Linked DNA regions of Homo sapiens: region 2 is linked to region 1. A link is a contact called in ENCODE Hi-C data. All regions are on one chromosome and are shown on one strand. The core of a region is the stretch at or near the end of the contact, and the rest is flanking DNA. Distances in the headings are between cores, read along the strand shown. Region 1 overlaps BDNF-AS (BDNF antisense RNA). Region 2 holds the start of KIF18A (kinesin family member 18A).

The links. Hi-C counts contacts between places; a loop is a spot of excess contacts on that map. Pooled maps may share reads with other maps.
Region 2: a map of heart left ventricle shows a loop between it and region 1 (5-fold over the local background). The contact joins the promoter of KIF18A here to the enhancer-like site in region 1. A Hi-C loop is called at or near these places in 3 of 168 maps with a recorded cell type or tissue (heart left ventricle, heart right ventricle and vagina) and 4 of 50 pooled maps.

Annotation. Positions count from the first base shown.
Region 1 is chr11:27,520,853-27,527,561 of GRCh38, forward strand. All of the region lies in intron 1 of BDNF-AS (BDNF antisense RNA), which reads left to right. It also overlaps the pseudogene RNA5SP339. Among named protein-coding and RNA genes, the nearest start is that of MIR8087, 9.2 kb to the left of the region's middle. Within about 2 kb of position 5,142, at least 2 of the 41 ENCODE cell types and tissues checked have a DNase peak (open chromatin) inside an H3K27ac peak, as active enhancers do; they include heart right ventricle, where a contact is called at or near this core.
Region 2 is chr11:28,103,910-28,110,204 of GRCh38, forward strand. KIF18A (kinesin family member 18A) reads right to left here and starts at 4,247. Exons shown (of 17, transcript NM_031217.4): 1 at 4,155-4,247. It overlaps METTL15 (methyltransferase 15, mitochondrial 12S rRNA N4-cytidine), which reads left to right and starts at 4,479. Exons shown (of 7, transcript NM_001113528.2): 1 at 4,479-4,543; 2 at 6,257-6,295. RefSeq lists enhancers at 3,460-3,984, 3,525-3,784, 3,985-4,508, 4,695-4,774, 6,020-6,295.

The DNA.
Region 1 (6,709 bases), core at 3,892-6,391:
ATCCAGGACAATCTCGCCACTCCCTTCATCCCATATACCAAACTATAAGGTCATTCCTAATAGTCTAGATCTACATCCTGTTTGTTTATTCCCTATTCTGACCCCATTGCCCATTTCCCACTTCCACCCCTTTTCTGTGCTCTGTGGCCCATTATCGGCTAAAGCCCTCATATTCTCAACCTTTTCTCTTAGTGTCTCCTACACATTATTTTTTTAACTGAAACCTGGACCTCTGAGTCCTGCTTTCTTGTAGCCTGGTTGAGTGGTGCTTATTTTCTTTTCCACACCCCTTTGAGTTAAGGCAGGAAGCCTGTAATTATTCCAGGTTCCTTTAGGATAGAGTATGACTCTTGTGAGACCAGAAACATATAGCCTATATTTGGAATGTGAATTTGAATAGAATTCCGGACTTAGAGATGGGGAGATGTCTCCCTGGTTTTTATTGCTCCTATTAGACCAAGTTCTCTTCTCCCTTGGTGTGAAATTTAGACATCATTACCAGCTACCCTTTCTTATTGCAGTTATCTGCTGACTGGGTTACTTTCCACGTTCTTTGAAGATGTAAACTCCCAGCTTATCCGCACTTGTTTGTGACAACAATTTTTCTGTCACAATTCCTAGATGATCATTTCAATACTCTCTGGCATCTGAGTCCCTTGACCTCTTCTCCTATAATGATTTCATTCTCTTCCAACCTCAGCCACTCATGCTCATGGAATGAGCCATTCATAGCCTCCCCTCAACTTTGTCCTTATCAATAACTCCTCATCTTCCATAATCTCCATCTCCCATCCAAGAACTAACCAGGTCCGACCATGCTTAGCTTCTGAGCTCAGACAAGATCAAGCATGTTCAGGGTGGTATAGCCATAGATCAAAATCTCAATCTCAAGCATTCTACCCTAGGCCCACCACCTCATATCTTTCCAGCTCACTGTCCCTCACATTCTGACTTAAAAATCCGTTGACCTAACAATGAATTTGTCCTACCATCTTTTCACTGTCCTTTACATCCTGTGTATCCTTACCTCCTTATCCATCCTAGATCTTATAGTCTATCATAATCATCACTCACTTTATACAACTGTAACTCCCTGGAGCCTCTTTCATGTTTTTTTTCCTTCTTTGGAAAACCCCCAATCCTAGTTATTTGCAGCCCTTTTCTTACTCTGTACCTGTTTTCTGGTTGCTGAACTTGGCTGGAGGAAAGTACCCAATCTACTGCTTGGTATCACTTTAAACTCATGAGCCCCCAAATTTAAGTGGGCCCAGCAATTCTAATTCATTCAAAGAGTTTGTGAACTCTTGCTTCACAAACATGATCTCAAACCTTCTGCTCTCTCCTCAAACTTTTGCGACTTCTTGGTTCTTTATTCTCAGCTGATGGCCTTGATTTCTTTTACACGGCGAAAATGGAAACAATCAGAGGAGACCTTCCACATGTGGTTCCCATCACTTCTTCCAAACCTGCTTGCATCTTCGCCTGTGTCCCCTCATCCATTCTGTCCTCTGAGGAACTGTCCATGGGTCTGTCCAAGGCACAGCCCTCCTGTTCTACACTAGGTCCCAGGATCTCACATCTACTCAAGGAGATCACTCTAGCAATTTTACTCTAGCCATTTTGGAGAGGCTCTCTCTTCCTGTTTGTTTTTTTTTTTAATTTTTTTAATTTTTATTTATTTATTTATTTATTTTAGATGGAATCTTGCTCTGTCACCCAGGCTGGAGTGCAGTGGCATGATCGTGGCTCACTGCAACCTCCACCTCCCGGGTTCAAGAGGTTTTCCTGCCTTAGCCTCCCGAGTAGCTGAGATTACAGGTGTGCACCACCACTCCTGGCTAATTTTTGTATTTTTAGTAGAGACGGGGTTTCACCATGTTGGCCAGGCTGGTCTCAAACTCCTGACCTCAAATGATCCACGTGCCTCGGCCTCCCAAAATGCTGGGATTACAGGCATACGTGATGACGCCCAGCCAAGGCTCTCTCTTCTTCCTCCTGATCAATTTATGTCCATCAGTATATAAATATGCTTTATTTCTATATTAAAATACTTTCCCTTGATCTCAAGCTTCCCTGCAGCTACCTTTGCATTTTTCTTATCTTCTTTATAACAAAACTTCTTCAAAGTATTGTTCATACTTGTAGTATCCATTTCTGCTCTCTTACTCTCTCTTCAATAACTCTAAGTAGACTTTTATCTACACCACTCCACCAAAACAACCCCGTCAGCATCTCCAGTGACTTCCACGTTGTCAAAGCGAATTGTCAGTTTTCAGTCCTTATCTCACTCGAAACAATTGATCACTGCCTCCTTGATACATTTTCTTCATTTGATTTCTTGGATATCATCCTTTCAAGTCTGAGCACTTACAGTGTGGCCATCTCAAATAGAGATGTCTGAGTCTTCTATCAAAATCTTCGCTGACCTTATTGGGTACTTTCTCAATCTTTCTAATGGTTTCTCTTACTTGGCTTCTTAATTTTGGAGGACCCTGAGAATTCTATCCTTAGACCTGTTCTTTGTCTACACTCACTCACTAGATGACCTCATTTGGTCTAATAACTACATACTATCTAATAACTATATACTATCAGTGCTATCCCATACAAATATAATGCAAGCCACATTGTAGATAGGTGAGTCACAGATATAATTTTGAATTTTCTAATGGCCACATTAAAAAATGAAAAGGAAACAGGTTAGATTAATTTGGTAACATATTTTATTCAGCCCAACATATTAAAAAATTAACATTTCAACATGTAATCAATGTAAAATGAGTAATGAGATGTTTTTCATTTTTTAAAAATATTATTTGAATTTCAGTGTGCATTGGCATTTATAGCACATCTCAATTTGAACTAGCCACGTTTTAAGTGCTCAGTAGCTGCATGTGGCTAGTGGCTACTATATTAGATAGCACAGACCTATATGCTGGACATTGGCTTTTACTGAGTGAGATAGCCAATGGAAAGGTTTTTTATATACAAAGTTTTAAATTTAAAAATATATATACAGATAGGGTCTTACTATGTTGACCAGGCTGGTCTCAAACTCCTGGCCTCATGTGATCCTCCCATCTCAGCTTCCCAAAGTGCTGGGATTTACAGGCATGAGCCACTGTGCCCAGCCCAAATGGAAAGTGTTGGGGAGGGAAATGACATGACTACTCTTTTTTTTTTTTTTTTTTTGAGATGGAGTTTCACTTTTGTTGCCCAGGCTGGAGTGCAATGGCACGATCTCGGCTCACTGCAACCTCTGCCTCCTGGGTTCAAGCGATTCTTCTGCCCAGCCTCCCAAGTAGCTGGGATTACAGGCGTGTGCCACCATGCCTGGCTAATTTTGTATTTTTTTTTTTTTTTAGTAAAGACGGGGTTTCACCATGTTGGGCAGGCTGGTCTTGAACTCCTGACCTCAAGCGAGTCACCCGCCTCTGCCTCCCAGAATTCTGGCATTACAGGCATGAGCCAGCATGCCCAGCCATACTACTCATTTTTAAAAGGCCATCCTGGCTGCTCCGTTGAAAATAAACAATGTGGGAGTAAGGGGGCAGCAGAGAGACCAGCTAGAAGGTTAGTATAGGTCAAAGATGAAGGAGAGAGTGGGATAGACTGGAAGAAAAGTGGTATGTTGAAGGTAGAACATGTTGAAGAATAGGATTTCCAGATGAATTGTACAGAAAGAAAGCAGTCCAGGGTGATCCCTGGATTTTTAATCTGAACCACTGGAGGAATTGGAAGAATAGAGTTGCCTTTAGGTGAGATGGGGAGGACTGAGATCAATAAATTTTGGAGAAGCAGAGATCAGTAGTTTGAATTTTGGATTTGTTAAGTTTGAGTTTTCCATTAAACGAACAGACGAAAACCACAAACAACAACAAAAAAATGAAGATAGCTTCTGATAGCAACATGTGTCATGAAGAAAAGAAAATAGCCATAGAGTGACTGAGGAGGAGTTTCTTAGACAAGCTTGTCAGTGAAAGCGTCTCTGAAGAAGGGGCATTTGAACTGAGTCCTGAATGATGAAATGAGGCCAGCCAAACAAAAATCTGGAAGAAAATCATTTTTAGTTAGAGGGTACTACAAAGATAAAAGCTTGGAGGCAGGAATATCTGAGAGACAGAAAAGCGGCCAATGTGTCTGAAGTGGGTAAGATGGAGAAGCAGATAGGGACCAGTCATACAGTGCCTTGTCAGTCACAGTGAAGGAGTTTGGATGCTATTTTATGCACTGAAGGAAGCCTTTGGGAGGTTTTAAGCTAGACGTAGCATGATCTGATTTATGTATTACAAAGAAAACTCTGGCTCCTGGATGGCGCATGGATTTGTATTATACTAATTATTATTGCTATTATTATTACAGGAGACAAAAGTAGAAGCAAGGAGAGCAATTAGAAGCTTTTACACTAACTGGGCAATACATTATGGTTCTTTCCACTACACAGCTCTTCTTCTCTTGCCTCTAAGTCTTTTCTTGATTTCAACGAATTCCTGGAGTGAGAGAATGTGTATTCTTAGTCTCTGTGCCCTCTGACATGCCCAGCACTATGTCCTGCCCACAGCAGAAGGCTCAGTACTTATTTTTGAGTGAATTATATGGCTCTTCTCATCAAGGCTGAGGAGCACATTTTTAAAAAATATATATTTGTATTTTTTGTACATAGCATATTGTCTGTCCCATAGTTAAGACTCAATGAATGTCTGTTGGAGTGGGGCAAGACCTCACTTCAGATAACCAGTTTACTGAGAGAGATCCTTGGATAGGCAGAGGCAGCAAAGAGGGTTTGGGCCTTGCTAGCATGGAGGGTAGGAGGAAGGCAGGGAAGGTGGAGCATGTTGAGAGAAGAGAGGTGGATAAAGTCACCCAGCTCTGAGCAGGCCAAGGGTAGATTTGGTCTATATTTTAATTTAAGGCTGGCCTGGTTTCATTGATGGTGATATGATCCCTATGTGTGGGAATAGGTGAAATGGTTTGATCACAATGGGACCATAATCCATTACCCAAAGCCTTCATTAAGGAGATAATTCTGTTCAGCCTCACACATAGCCAGGCCTACAGGAATTTGCCATCCAGCACCAATACTGATGCTACAAGTCCCAGCAAACACAGGATGGCAGGCCAAATTCAAGCTTTCTGGCACTCCTCCTCTTCTGGCTGAGCCCGATGTCCTCAGGCCTAATCTCAGGCTGGCAGAGAGTTAAGTGCTGGGCTGAGTCTGTGCTTTGCTGCATGTGCTGGACTTGCATTTGATTCTGTCCAAAAGAGGTCTGTGGACCAGAGGGATGACATTTGGCACCAAGAAAGTAACCCAGGTGTCTGTCTCTTTTTCAGTCCCAAAGCCTTATTCTTTTCCCTCAAGTCTATGCAATCGTTTGGAATCCATCACTCATCACCTAGAGGTTTCAGTGCCTTTAGATTAGGGTTCTGCACCCATAGCTGATGATCCACTGGACTACCACACTTGGCACCTGAACAGAGCCAACAGGACTGGTTACAAATTCGTTGTTAATTACTGTGTGTAATTACACTAGACCCAAGGTTGGAGGGAGACACCCTACTCTGTTGTTGTCTTATATACGAATTCTGTATAATTTTTTAAAAGCCCACCATTTTTACTTTCTAATTAGGATATGGGGATTTGGGGCAGCAACCTTTGTTATTTAATCATGCTTTTTCTGGGGAGGGGAGGAGAGGAAAATATTTTCCTTTTTCTATCAACAATTGCTCTCTTTTCCGCATTAAGAGGGTGGAAACTTGGTTCCTCCCTCATCCCCTTTAGGCAAAGAGTCCATGGCTCAGATTCATAAAGGTTGTTGATTTTGACTTTGGGTTGCCCTACTCTGTTTTTCCCCACCTTTCATGCTAACTAACACAATACATAAGTCTTCCTAGCCAGCACTCCCTAAGGGTGGGGTAGAAACACAGCCCATTAAAAAAATTTTTTTTAAAGCTTTGAGTAATCTCCTTTTTATATTCACCCAAATGAACCAGGTTGGTGGCATATTCTCCTTTGTTTTTACATCTGAGACGTACTTAAAGTTTAAATAGTGCCAGAATGAATCACATTGCTTGTGTTCTTATACCCAGCTGCAAATCATGCCAGGCTCAAGCCCAGGAACACAAGATTGCATGCACGCAGAGAGGGTCACTGCTGTCTTATCTACTCCTGCTCTGCTAAAAAATTGCATTTATTTATTTATTTGTTTTTGAGATGGAGTCTTGCTCTGTTGCCCAGGCTGGAGTGGCAGTGGCATGATTTCAGCTCACTGCAACCTCTGCCTCCTGGGTTCAAGCAATTCTCCTGCCTCAGTCTCCCAAGTAGCTGGGACTACAGGGGGCCTGCCACCATGCCTGGCTAATTTTTTTGTATTTTTAGTAAAGACGGGTTTTCACCATGTTGGCCGGGCTGGTCTGGAACTCCTGACCTCAAGTGATCCACCTGCCCCGGCCTCCCAAAGTGCTGGGATTACAGGCGTGAGCCACCACAGCTGACCAGAAAATTGCATTTATTATATACTGCCCCGTCCCCATCTTGGCATTCTGATATCATTGTTGCCCATCCTTTCCTTCCCATTGAGAGAGTCAACATTTCCCCTTTCCCATCCTATTCTCATTCCTACTTCTAGCTTTACTATCTACTGTATAACCTGCTGAGCCTCAGTTTCCTCAGGAGTAAAATGGAGATAATAAGAAACACCTGCCTTGCCAG
Region 2 (6,295 bases), core at 2,997-5,496, 580 kb after region 1:
TCATCATTAAGTGTGGTTAAAATACTTTATTACTTAGCAAAGCTAATATTCAATTTTCTGGAAGATTCATTTATGTAGAACAGCTCATGCCTCTGCAATGTTTAATGAGGTATTAAAATCTATTTATCCTGAATACTTGCATGGTAATAAGCCAAGTTGAACAGGTCAATTTTTAACTTATAACATATGTAGCTAGTGCTCATCCCAGATTAAAGATTCACCCCTAATTATATGCAAGTACAATAAATTTTATTTAATTCATTGATTGTATGCACTGATACTTTCTTCAAAAGCATTCAGATCATGATATGTATTGCATGTCATTTACCTGCTCCAAACTATCCAATGACTTCTCATCATAAGAATAAAATACAAACTCCTTACCATGGCCTATAAATTCCACATATGGCCCTGCCTACCTCTCTGACAATGACTTCTACTGCTGTCTCCCCATTTCATTATTCTGCTTCAGCTGCAATGACTTTCTTAGCATTCCTAAAACACTTCAGTCTTGTTTTGGCCTCCTGGCTTTTTTATTTTTGCTTACTGGCAGGCATTACCTCCAGATATTTGCAAATTGTAATCCCTCACTTCATTATTCAGGTCTCTTCAAATGCCACTTTACAGAGGCTTTCCCTAAAGAATCTATCTAAGATAGTGTCACCCTGCCTTTGCTTCTCCAATCCCTTACTAGGTTTATTTTTCTTTCTTGAGTTTAGCACTAATTGGAAAGTATATGTTATCTGGTTACATATTTATTGCTTGTTTTCCCTCTAGAATGTAAGCACTGTGAGAGCACGGAGTTCATCTGCACACCAGCACCTAGGACACTGCTTGTCAAATATTTAGGACCCAATAAATACTTGTTGAATAAATGAATGAATAAACCAGTACAGTTTTAATAGACTTATAGCATGTTACCATTTGTATTTTTAAAAGATATATATGTATATGCATGGTCATTCCCAGAAGGGTACACAAGAAATTGATAATACCACTTTCCCTATAGAAGGGAAATATGAAGGTCTGAGTGAGAGACAGGTTTATTTTCCATTTCATATTCTTTTGTAATATTTAAATTTTAAACAAGGTCTAGGTATTTTTATTTCAAAACAGACAAACAACAACAACAAAACCACTATTAAAATTTACCTTAATCGCAACATTTAATTTAGTAACAATAAGTTATATTTTCTATTGAGCTCATATCCCACAAATAGAAATGTACTAACAATTGACATACTCTTACTAAATCGTCATAACAACCTATGACATAAACCCTGTACTGTCATTCCTATTTTATTAAGGCAGAAAGTGTAATACAGAGAAATTAACTGGCTAAAGTCACACAACTGAGGAAGCACATGCCATGGGATTTGAACTCAGACTGACTGAATCTAAAGGCCAAATACTTAATCACTACTCTCCCTGATGTAAATATATAACCCTCAGAAATTTTCTTATAGAAGTTAAAAATATATATATTGCTTACTTTTTTAGAAATTTTAAAACATTTAATTGGCAAAGATTGTATAAAACGAAGATGTACAATGTGATGGTCTCATATTCTTATACACAATGGAATGATTACCACAATTAAATTAATACGTCTATCACCATTGATGCTGTACATTAAATGCCATGAACTTATTTATCTTATAACTTAAAGTGTACCCTTTGACCAAAATCTCCCTATTTCCCCCAAAACTCAGCTTCTGGTACCACTCTCTTATATTTCCTTACTTTTGATAGAAACCTCAGGGCCTGGCACAGGAGCTCTTGAATGTGAAAATAAAACTGATTATGATTTCTCTGTACTTGTCAGATATCACAGAGTGGCCATTCTCAATAAGTATGCTTTAACAATGCTTAGATTAGGTTGATATGGTGATAATTATTAATAATGAACAACAATGCTTTTCATTTGAGTATGTACACTCTGTCTCATGCATTATAGTAAACACTTGACATTCGTCATTGCATTCAATCCTTATAATAATCACGTAAGGTAGGTTGTAGTAGTATTTCCATTTTACAAAAACAAAGACTTAGCCTTAGGATAAGTAACTTTTCCAAGATGACGTAACAAGTGGGCAACCAAATGTCAAATATAAGTCAATTCAGTCAAAGATTCACCCCTAATTTTATGAAAGTACTATAATAAATTTAATTCATTGATTGTATTCACTGATACGTTCATCAAAAGCATTCAGATCATGTGATGCATCACATGGCATTCACCTGCTCTAAAGTCTCCAATGACTTCTCACCAGAAGAATAAAACACAAACTCCTTAACGGGTACAAATCTAAAGTCCATGTTATTAACAGCTAGGTTCTACTGGAATCAGAAGAGAATGCTTCCAAACAATGATACAGAAGTAGAGTGACAGTTATGATATATTAAATACAAACTCAAACCTGAATTAGATTCAGATTCAACAAACACTGTATAGGACTGAAAACGATACTCAACACTATCATCTACAGTCCATCTTAAAGCTCTTTTTGGAATATCAGTCTTGGGGGCACTACTCCCACCAACTTACAACCATCAGGGAAGAATAAAAGGTTCAACTGGAGGGAAGGCCGGCACTGACAGCTGAGCTATTTTTTTTCCTCTTAGTTTTCACAGTTGTCAGCAAAAAAAAAAAAAAAAAAAAAATCATTTTTATCGTGTCTCTTAATTGATTTGGGGTATTTCTATGATGGGACAAGATGCACTTTCAATATAAAAATATTATGTATTTGTAAATACTTTTCAATAGTAGAAGAGGAAGGGCTGGGTGCCCTGCCTCACACCTGTAATTCCTGCACTTTAGGAGGCCGAGGCGGGCAGATGGCTTGAGGTCAGGAGTTCGAGACCAGCCTGGCCAACACAGTGAATCCCCGTCTCTACCAAAGATACAAAAATTAGCCGAGTGTGGTGGCAAACGCCTGTAATCCCAGCTACTCGGGAGGCTGAGGCACGAGAATTGCTTGAACCTGGGAGGTGGAGGTTGCAGTGAGCAGCGATCACGTCACTGCACTCCAGCTTGGACCACAGAGCGAGACTCTGTCTCAAATAAATGAATAAATAATAGAAAAGGAGATTAATTACTACTATTAAAGGCAGATAATCTTTTAAGTTTTTTTCTTTGTGATTGTGCTTTGTAGATAATCTTTGTTTATTGAAATAGTTCTTACAAACTATGAACTTAATAAGAAGCACTATCTAGTCATTGGATATCACATTCTCTAGCATCAAAGTTTATAAAAACCTTACAAAAACGAAACAGGAGGCTAGACGTGGTGGAATGACACTAAAAATTAAAATCTGTAGAGTGCCTAAATTTCTACCTAATTATCCATAATCTAAACTATATATTATACCACAAAATCAGTTCATTCTGGTCAAATACTCTCTTCTCATATAATAAACAGCAGTCAGTCTTGGCTTCTCTGTAACTGAGTGACTAATGAGCTCCTAAAAAAAAAAAAAAGTCCTGCGGAAACCAAGAACAGACTATAGGACTGATTCTAAATGTTTACAGTTTAATTTCATCTGCAGAGCATTTGCCAAACAGTATCTCTTCCGTACCTCATCTGATCCTCGGCAATCCCGTTAGGCAGTCAGAGCGGCTTTTATCTCGATGCTACCTACAACTGGGGCTCAGGAGGGGTTCCCGATTGACCAGTGCAAGACTAACAGTTAAAGCTCTTCAGACAAAAATTTTATGCAGTGATGAACAAAAGCTCCTCGTTTGATAGGTAAGCCCCTGGGTACGCTTATATGTGAGTCTGAAACAAAACACTCCCAATTTGGAGTCCGGAAAAAAGCTGACACTACAAGGTGCTGGGCAGTTAAAGTTCTCTGCCAGTCTGGGAAAGGGGCCAAGATGCCCTTTAAAACTTAAGACTTCCTCTCAGGACTTAAGGAGATCCCTGCCCTTCCAGCTGAGCAGTCGAGGATTACGGTCAAGCAGAGCTGTGCTCTTAGCAGGTTCTCGAATCCCTTTTTCCTTTCACTTTCTCCCCAGGTACCCTGATCCCCCACCCCTCAACGCTTCTGTGTTTGTCAAGAAGCCCACCTGGTCTTCTAGACCTGAAGCGGCAGGACCCTCCGTTCCCAATAATACAAGTCACCAAAAGGAGCGTCCCAGAGTCCAGTTTTACCTTCATGTGCCTCTCACTCACTTCAGGCCCAGGCCAGGTTACCGCAACCACTTCACTTTAATGTCCGCCTCCCAGCGCTTCAGACTCAACCACAATATTCAAACCCAAGCCACTTTCCTCAGCGCTTCGTTTCATTGGCTGCCGCTCGCGTGATGTCATCACGTCGGACGCTGTCACGGCTCGCGGCAGCTTGGCGCCAAGAAGCTCAGCCTGGCTGCGCAGGGGAAGCTCTTTGCTTGCTCGTCACCGTGGCAACGCGCGCGGCCGTTTCCGGAGGCGGTGGCCAAAGTGGGCGGGGCTAGGCCGGAGCTGCTGGTGGGAGGCAGCCACTTGAGATCACCAGGCCTCCTGTAGACCGGCGGGTGCAGGGCCCGGTCCCAGAGTTAAGGGTGTGAGTGAGACTGCTGCGGGCAGGGGTTGGCCTATGCCCTCTGCTAGGGGGAGAGGTGGAGTTTGGGTGTGGATTAATGGGTTCTGGGTGTTTATTTTCTTTTCTCTGAGTAGTGAGGCCTCCAAGAAGTTGTAGGGACCTGTTTCTTCCAGACACATTAATATGGGCCAAAATGTGGGGTCTCTTCACCTGAATTAATTGGAGATCTTTTGGGTTGAGGCCTCAGGCTTCATTTCTCAGGACTTCCAGGCCTACTCCCATTAGTACTGACCGTGAAACTATTTTCTGTTTGGTTACTTTTTACATTCTCTGTCTAATGATGGCATAACAAAATAAATTTAAAGATTTTGGCTTGGTTTATTATTAGGTGAAGTGATTTTTTTTAAGTCCCAGGTTATAGATATTATTTCAGCATAGACACTTTAAAAAGAGAGAAAATACCTGGAACAAATCGGAAATACGTTTGCTAAAATAACTTTATTTGGCAGGGTGTTTTTAATAACAGTATCTGAATTTCATTGTTCTATATATTACTGTTATTGTATCCATTTAGCAATTATTTAGATTTTAGACACAATAGTATGCAATGGAATCAAACTCTTCCCTCTTGGAGCTTATATTTTGTGGATTCAATATCACTTTATAAATAGGATGACTCATACCCATGCAGAGTATTATAAATGCAACAATATATGGAAACCTCTGTATTATGGACATTTATTTCCTGTTGAGGAAAATCGGGAGTATTGTGTACTGTATGTGATGCATGTTATATTATTGTTTCTGATCACTAGACAGAGGATCAATAAAGCTACTACTTATTTTTGGCTGTATTACGTGTATCTTAGCTAATGAAATGGTTATTTGTGTGCTGCTGGTCTTGGTAATAAAATCGAGATGTCTTTATTTCCAGTAAGAACTCATTGTATAGTACTTTACGTTTTGACTTCCCAGGTATTTTATTAGTCCCTTTACATATGGTCTCTCAGTTAATTCTCAAAACAGCCCATGAGACGTAGGTAATATTATTTTCATTTTTCTGAGAGAAAACTGAAGTTTTCAGAAAATTCCTAACACAAAATTTTGTCTTGAACTATACAGGCAAGGCAATTCAGAATTGAGTCATTTGTCTCTGAAATACTTTCTGGATTAAGTGACATTAAGAGAATATCTTAATCCAGTCTGAAAATATGCATATTTTGCCAGTTGCTTGTAAAATTGCATGGATCATTGGTGAAGAATAGAAGTGTTTTAAAGTTTGTCTTTTTTGACACCCACATTGTATAAGGTTTATCAGTGCCACAGATGTTTTCACACCTAATCCAAGTACTTTAGATTTCAAATTCAGTGTTACACTTGCCATTTAACAGTGTTCAGATGATGAGGTCCATATTTTAAAGGAATTGTACATTTGGTTAAAGCAGAGAGATTTTGACATTACAATCAATCCCACTACTGTGCCACCTTGCTCCTTGTAGTTTCTAAACATAGAGCTAATGAGACAGAAATTCCCACTTTTAGTTAAAAATTGGAGTATAACTGCTGTGTTATCAGAATACAAGTTTAATATACTTTCATTGTAAACCAAAGAGCAGAGATAAGGATAAATGAAAAGTTAGATTTAAAGTTGTTTCAGACCAAAAAATAAAAATGGAAAAAGTAAAAGTGAATTTAAACATGGCAATAGTGAGGTCTTATTTATTTCCCCCAGGAAAGTCGTTTGGAAACCCCAGGCCAACAGGACCCTTTG